Linked DNA regions of Homo sapiens: region 1 is linked to region 2. The links are chromatin loops, found by intact Hi-C in ENCODE. Cell type or tissue: PC-3. All regions are shown on one strand.

Region 1 (4,000 bases), 80 kb before region 2:
TTCCACACTACACAACACTGCCAGGTCCTATGACAAGCTAAATGTAAAAGAAGGAATAAGACTTTGTCACTACCTTTAAGAAGTTCAGAGACTAGCAGAGGCAACAGGCAAATAAACCAACAACCACAATACAGCAAAAGCAATTACAATACAACACAAAGTGTTCTTATGGGTATATAAAAAGTGCTGTGTGAACCCAAAAGAGGAAATGACCAGTAATTCTGCCTGGGATAGTTGAAGCCAAACTGGCAAAGGAGCTGACATTTCAGTTGGGTGATATACTAGCAGAGAGAATGTCTGAAGACATTGAGACAGAGTGGAACGTGCTCAAGATTTGGAAGTAAATACATCTGGTTGGGATGCCAGCTCAGTATTCACATTTGTGAAATGTGAATAATTACTCAAAAACTTGAAGGGTTGTTGTGAGAACTGGAAAAAATACATGTAAAGAACTGAGCCCATGCAGAGGAAACTCCATTTTTAGTAGCTTTTAGTTTTTGAACAAATAACTGTTATTAGTCATATTGCCCAATATACATCTCCTATTGTAGATTTGTCAATCTCCAGAAATGCTTGCTTCTCAATACAATAATATTAAGTTTCTGAGGCTAAACAGCTTAAGCCTAGATCTTAAGCCCATGGTGATTTGCTAGCTTTGACCTCCCTCCTCACTTGAATATGACTCAAGCCCCAATGCATAACATGACACTGTGCACTGAGGGCAGTTGGCTGTCCCAATCAGAGTGGTTTATTAGAAGGCTGGAGGCGAGGACACAAAAACATCAGGACTAATGGGAGTAGTAGCCACTCTGGACTGTGCCTGTCTGTGGAAAACCATTTAGAACAGCATTTGTAAGCATGCACCATATCAGCTGCCCCTCTGTGCCCAGCTTACAGCAATACTCACTTTAATCAGCATCAGATACCCCTATCTGTCTACAAATTTCTGGAACAGAGGCTAACAATAAGTGTTAAAGTAGTCTAAGAGAGACAGTCTAATAAAGAAGGCCCAAAATGGCAGAACTTTCTCAATACACACAGGCTCTTCCTGTAGTGATGGAAAGTCTCACTTGGATCCAAGATTTTAATATAGATAACGAAATAGGCTCAGTATCCCTTCGGATGGTGCAGCAGGTTAGTGCTTCTGAATGTTAAAGCATTTATGCAACAACTCAGAAAGTGTTTGCAAGGCTGACTGGTTCTATACTGACATTTCTAGTCAAACTACACTCATTAAAGTAAGAGAATGACCATGGTGTCAGAATCCATAGTGGCAACTTCTGCTAATACACAGCTTTGCATATAAAGTTGATTGCATGACAAACTGATACAGAGGGTGTTTACATCATTTAATCATCAGAGAGGACACTGCAAATGTCTCCACAAGGAATACAGCATGTCAAGAGACAGCGGACTTGTGCTGTGCCACAAACAGGCTGTAGGGGACAGTGGGAAAATTATATAAGATCTGTAAGCCTCAGGTCCCTCACCTATCAAATGGGATAACGATGCCCTGCAGGATGTTGTGAGAATTACAGATGATGTGGGCAAGTACCTGACATGGTGCCGTACACAGAATGAACACTTAATGATTGTTTCTGCTATAATTAATGTAAGGCACTGCCATCTATAGTTTGGAGGGGCAGGAACAAGTAGAAAAATATTTGCTGAGTTGATTGCTTTTGTTAAATGGCTGTTAGACTGATTATATGGAATGGAGTTCAGTGAGGGTGTACATGTGTGGGGGGTGTGTGTGTGTGTGTGTGTGTGTGTAAAAGAGATAATGAATACAAATGAGAATGAGAATAAGAAAATGTGTATTGGGTGAGCAGAGGATAAGCAGAGAGAAAGAAGGGAAGAGACGGGGAAAAGTAGCTTTCAGAAGAAACATGTCTACCTTGTTAGTAGACCAAAATATTTGAAGGGCAAGCCTTCAATGTGTTATGTTGTTTTACTTTTACTCTGCTTTTAGTCATTATTATATGCTCCATCAGAGCCTGACACACAGCAGGCACTCAGTAAATATTTACTAAGTGCACACCTGGATCAAGCATTGTGCACACTTGCAGGTGTGGCTATGACTAAGCACAGAAAAAGGAAACCAACAGTGGTGGTGTGGGACAAGTGTCAAGCAGTGGCCCTGACAGGCAGAAGTGCCCTTTGCCCCAGTGGCTGAGTCATTGCGCCACCACAGTGACACACTGAAACAGGTTCCATTCACAACATCAATAATGACATGAGGTCATTCTTCCAACAAAGCAATGAACCCCAGAGAGAGGCTCCAAATCTTAACACAGGAAGGGTCTGCTTCCGTTTGTCACCCTCTTCCTCAGTGAGCAGATCAGGTACATGAAATATTTTACTGTCCCATCCTGGACTGGATTTTGCCTTCATTAACCCTATGACAACCCAAGGGGAGGTATATTTACAGTTTATATGTGAGGAAAATGAAACTCATAGAGCTTACATAACATGCCTATGGTCAAATATCAACCAGGTTTCGAAACCAATGCCCTTTTAACCTCCTTGAAGTAGAACGCATATACAGAAAAGTGCACATATCGTAGCTCCATATATTTTCACAGTTGAGCACATGCATGTAACCAGCACCCAGATCAAGAAACAATTGCCTTTGTGCTCCTGACCAACCTCTTCCCCGACCGTGAATAATGACTATCCTGACTTTTAACAACGGCATGAGTTTTGCCCAGAACACTCTAAACTACAGTAATCACTCCTTCCACCAAATTCCTCTGATTTTCTTATCGGCATCGCTCATTTGGAATTTCCCAATACTCTCTTGTAGAGTCAAATAGTTGTTCTTTTACGTATCTCATCTTTCTAATTATGATTAAAACCTCCTTGAGACCAGGGTTTTGTACATTTTTAGATTCCCCCACACACCTATTATGGAGGAGCCACTGTAAAGTGTATCTACTTAAGAGTTATTTTCTGGTTACTGTGTATCTGACACTGTTTCAAGCACTTTACGTGGATTATCTCCTTTGATCCTTTCAACAACCCTGTGAGGTAGGTACTGCTCTTATCTCCCTCTTACAGATGACAAAACTAAAGCACAAAAAAGTTAAGTAACTTGCCCAAGCTCACGCTGTTAGAGATGGAATCAGGGCCGGGCATGGTGGCTCATGCTTGTAATCCTAGCACTTTGGGAGGCCGAGGCAGGTGGATTGCTTGAGGTCAGGAGTTCAAGACCAGCCTGGCCAACATGGTGAAACCCTGTCTCCACAAAAAATATCAAAAATTAGCTGGGTGTGATGAAACAGGCCTGTGATGAATCTCAGCTACTCAGGAGGCTGAGGCATGAGAATTGCTTGAGCCTGGGAGGCGGGGGTTGCAGTGAGCCAAGATCGCGCCACTGCACTCCAGCCTGGGTGACAGAGTGAGACTGTCACAGGAAAAAAGGAAGGAAGGGAGGGAGGGATGGAATCAGGATTCAAACCCAGGCATTGTTACTTTAGCCTTTCTTGTTATTCTGTTTTTTTGGCAAACTTTTTAAAAAGTATAAAATACACAGAAAATAACATAAATCATAAGTTTAAAGTTCAATAGCTTTTTACAAAGTGAAGACATGTAGGTAATTCACTATCTCAAAAGACAGATCCCCAGAAGACCCCTTTGTACCCCCTTCCTATCACTAACTACCTCTTCCCCCAGGGTAACAATTATTCTGACTCCTAACACCATACTGTAACGTGCTTGTTTTTGAACTTAGATAAATGAATTCATATAGTATGTTCTCTTTATGTTCATGAGATTCATTCATTTCATTACATGTGATGTGTTAGTTTGCATTTCTGCATCGTATTCAATTGTGTGAATGTGACACAATTTATCCATGTTAGTGTCGATGGACATTTGAGAGCCAGGCTTCTATGAATATTCTTGCACATGCCTTTGATGCACACATGCTTGCTTCTGTCTTGGGTACTCAGGAGCAGAACTGCTCTCTCACTGGATATGCAAAGCGACTATGCCAATT
Region 2 (4,000 bases):
AAATCAATTCTAGCTAGATTGAATGTCAAAGTGTGAAGGCTATATAAGAAACATTTTAGAAGACAATATAGCCAAATGCATTCATGACTTTGGAGTAGAGAAATATTTTCTTTACCAAGACACAGAAAGCACTAATAATAAAAGAGAAATTGAAAAAAACTGTATCATTAAAATAAATAACTTATTTTTGCCAAAAGACATAAGGAGAATGAAAAGACCATTCACAGGATAGGAGATAATATGTGCCACACATTGAATGCACCAGGAACTCCCAGAAATCAGCAAGAAAAAGGCAGAGACACCAACAGGAATATAGCTGAACAGGGATTTCATGAAAGAAAAATCCAAATGGCACCAAAAAAGGATGCTCTCAACCTTGTTAGTAATCTAGGAAATGCAATTTAAATCACATGATATATTAAGATCCTGTTACCCTTCCCCCTTTCTTTCTCCACTTCCCTGATCACAAAAATAGAAAAATATGACAATCCTAAGTGCAGCTGAGGAAATGGAGCCACAGTGTCTTTCATGTACAGCTGGTAGGATAGTAACTAGAAACCACTTTAGAAAATGGCTTGTTGTTATCTGATTAAGCTGAATATGAACACATCCTAAAGCACAGCAATTCCCATCCTACTTTTTTATACAAGAGAACCACCTGCACATGTTCACCAGGATACACGTTAAAAATGTTCATAGAAAGACAAAAATAATGCTCATGGAAGTGCATTATCATCTTAGAAACAACCCAAATGGGCCGGGCACGGTGGCTCACACCTGTAATCCCAGCACTTTGGGAGGCTGACACAGGCGGATTACGAGGTCAGGAGTTTGCGACCAGCCTGGCCAACACAGTGAAACCCCATCTCTACTAAAAACACAAAAAATTAGCCAGGTGTGGTGGCAGGCACCTGTAATCCCAGCTACTCAGAAGGCTGAGGCAGGAGAATCGCTTGAATCCGGGAGGCGGACGTTGTAGTGAGCTGAGATCGTGCCACTGCATTCCAGCCAGGGCGACAGAGCAAGACTCTGTCTCAAAAAAAAAGAAAAGAAAAGAAAAGAAACAATCCAAATGTCCATCAAAAACAGAATGGATAAATGGATTGTAGCATATTACTATAATGGAACACAGAGTAATAAAAACTAAAAGAACCATAGCTACAAGTTCTTTTCGTTTTTGACATGGACAATTCCCACAAAAAATGTATTAAAGGAGTAAGCCACAGAGTAATACAGTATTATTCCATATATATAAAGTTCAAAACCAGGCTAAATTATCATTCTTGATGCATGTGTAGGTAGTAAAACTGTCAAGAAAAGTAAGGTAGTTATCATCATGAAACTCAGAAGGTGGTGATACAGAGGGGAGGGAAGGGGATGTGATGAGGGAGGAGGGTGTGATCAGTAGGGAAACACGCAGGGCCTCCGGCGATGACAATATTCCATTTATTAAACTGGGTGATGGGTTGTACTGCTGTTCTTTATAATCTAATACACAATCTTAAATGTTCTTTTGTATTTATTCAATAGGTAATAAAACTTATTAAAACCACATATCAAAAAAAGACAGATTACTCAGTAAGAAAGCTATTTCACTTAATGGTATTTGCACATCGGCTCCTTACATTTGTGAGATAAAATGCCAACGTTTCTCTTGAAAGAGAAACTAGGAAGAGTGCATTTGGGAGAAGCAAAGCTTCTGCCTCTCACAAACTGTTCTCATTCGCTCTAATACACTTTGTTTATTTTTCGGCTTAGAAATCTCCGATAAGTTATTTTATTCAGGTTCTTAGTTGAATGTCCTCAGGCCACAAGCTTAGCTGAAAGAAAGTACTGGGCTTGGAGCTGACTCTGCTCCCAGGGGCCAGACCTTTGATGTCTGAGCCAGGTAAAAACAGGATGCTGCCATCATATTTCAAGCCACATCCATCCAGCTTGAAGGAATAAAGTGAAGGAAAGATCAATATCTGCTTCTTCTCCTTTCCTATGAGGTTAAGATCAGGGACCCTGGATCCAGACTGCCTGGTTTGCATACCAAATCCAGCCCTGTAGCCTGGAGCAAGTTGCTCAAATCCATTTGTTCCTCCTTTTTCTCACCTGTAAAATGGAGCTGAAGAGAGTACAAACCTCCTAAGGGGATTAGGTTAATACTGATGAGGCACTAGCAAAAGTGCTTGGCACAAAAAGAGTACTCAACATGGGTTAGGTGGTGATGGTTATTATTCTCAAACATATATTTTTGTCCAAATCGACTTGACATCTCCATCTGGGTCTCTAACTTTACATGTCCAAAACTAAGCTCCTGTTATTCCCTCCAAACCAGCCCCTGCATCCTTTCAACTGCTCAGAACAAAACCATCAAGTCATCCTTGATTCTTCTCACAGTTGCTCCATCACAATTTTTGCTAGTCCTACCTTCAAAATACATCTGGAATCCAATCACTTCCTGCCTTCTCCAAGCTACCACCCTGCTGCAAGCCACAATCCTCTCTTGCCTGGATGGATACAGTGGCCTCCTACCTGGTCTCCTTGCCTCCACCTCTGTCCTCTCCTCCCAGTCTATTCTCAGATACACCACTCTCAACCGCTACACCATAGCTGCCACACAGTTTTAACAGAATTACTGTTGAAACTCAAGCTGGATCAGGCCACACCTCAGTTCAAAACCCTCCATTAGCTTTCCATCTCACCCACAATAAAAAATCAAAGTCCTCAACATGTCTGCCAAGGACCTGTGTGTCTGAGTCTCTGTAACGTTTCTGCCTCACCTCCTTGTCTTCTCTCCACATTCACTCTACTCCGGTCACACACCAAGAGCACAGGTGCCCCTCAAGGGCTATTCACTTGCTGTTCCTTCCACATGGAAGACTCCTCCCTACTTTCTGCAAGGCTTGCTGCCCCATTTCCCCCAGGTCTTCACTCACATTTACCTCTCAAACAGTCACTCCCTGGCCTTATGGAAAATTTCACATCCCCCTCACCATAGTCCCTTGTTTTGCCTCATTTTTCTCTCCTTCCCAGTTTGTTACCTAACACACTTACTGTATTATTTTTATTTATTTATTTATTTATTTTATTTTTTGGAGACACAGTCTTGTTCTGTTGCCTAGGCTGGAGTGTAGTGGCACAATCTCAACTCACTGCAACCTCTGCTTCCCCAGTTGAAGCAATTCTCCTTCCTCAGCCTCTCGAGTAACTGGGATTACAGGCGCCCGGCTAATTTTTGTATTTTTAGTAGAGACAGGGTTTCACTATGTTGGCCAGGCTGGTCTCAAACTCCTGACCTCAAGTGATCTGCCCGCCTCAGCCTACCAAAGTGGTGGGATTACAGGCGTAAGCCATCGCGCCCAGCCCCTAACACACTTATATTTACTTCTTTAGTGTGTTTCTGGTATGAACCCCCCTCCCTGTCCCCCCGCAGAATGTGGGCTCCATGGGGCACGAGTATTTGGCTGTATCCACAGTGTTTGAACATGACTTGAACGTGAGCATAAAGCGGGAAATCAAAATAACATGGATTATGTGAATAATAAATCTGCAAGTTGTCAGCTAATACAGTATTTTTCTTTCTTCTTGTCCTTCGGGATCCTGGGTAGATTAAAATTTTAAATACATATATTTTGATGTCATGTCCTTTATATTTTGATGTTTAATCACCAGAGTTATAGGATTTTTTTGATGTGTAAATGTGCCCATCCATGCACAGAAAATAGATCTAACTCCATTCTTTTATCTGTGGCTCCTCTGCTTTTTCATAGCTGGCAGTATGAAGCAGCTACTGCTCCCAGGACTAGCTCAGAGGAGCTCTTGTTCACTCCCCAAAAGCTCCATTAGTAACAGATTGCCCAACTGTTAGGCAACTTCAACGTGGGGAGAGCAGGGACTGTGTCCAGCTCTCCCATAACTGTATTCCCAGCACCTACATTTTTTTCTGCATGAATGAACTAGTTAATTGATGCATGCTTGGGTGGTTTATTGTGTTTTGTATCCCACACCAAGG

What was found. Peaks named below come from ENCODE experiments on the same cell type or tissue, not always from the same donor. Only the 100,000 strongest peaks of a DNase experiment are listed, where the experiment ranks them.
Region 1: a loop joins it to region 2, with 5 times the contacts of the local background. A loop is called at or near these places in 4 of 110 quality-filtered maps.

The regions. Positions count from the first base shown.
Region 1 is chr14:81,301,313-81,305,312 of GRCh38, forward strand. All of the region lies in intron 5 of STON2 (stonin 2), which reads right to left. Among named protein-coding and RNA genes, the nearest start is that of GTF2A1-AS1, 82 kb to the left of the region's middle. RefSeq lists an enhancer at 2,104-2,248 and a cis regulatory region at 2,171-2,181. In PC-3, no CTCF peak of the experiment used is centred here; a DNase peak (open chromatin) is centred at 2,119; H3K27ac peaks cover 1,514 bases.
Region 2 is chr14:81,381,183-81,385,182 of GRCh38, forward strand. All of the region lies in intron 3 of STON2 (stonin 2), which reads right to left. Among named protein-coding and RNA genes, the nearest start is that of STON2, 17 kb to the right of the region's middle. In PC-3, no CTCF peak of the experiment used is centred here; a DNase peak (open chromatin) is centred at 1,529; H3K4me3 peaks cover 1,531 bases; H3K27ac peaks cover 2,778 bases.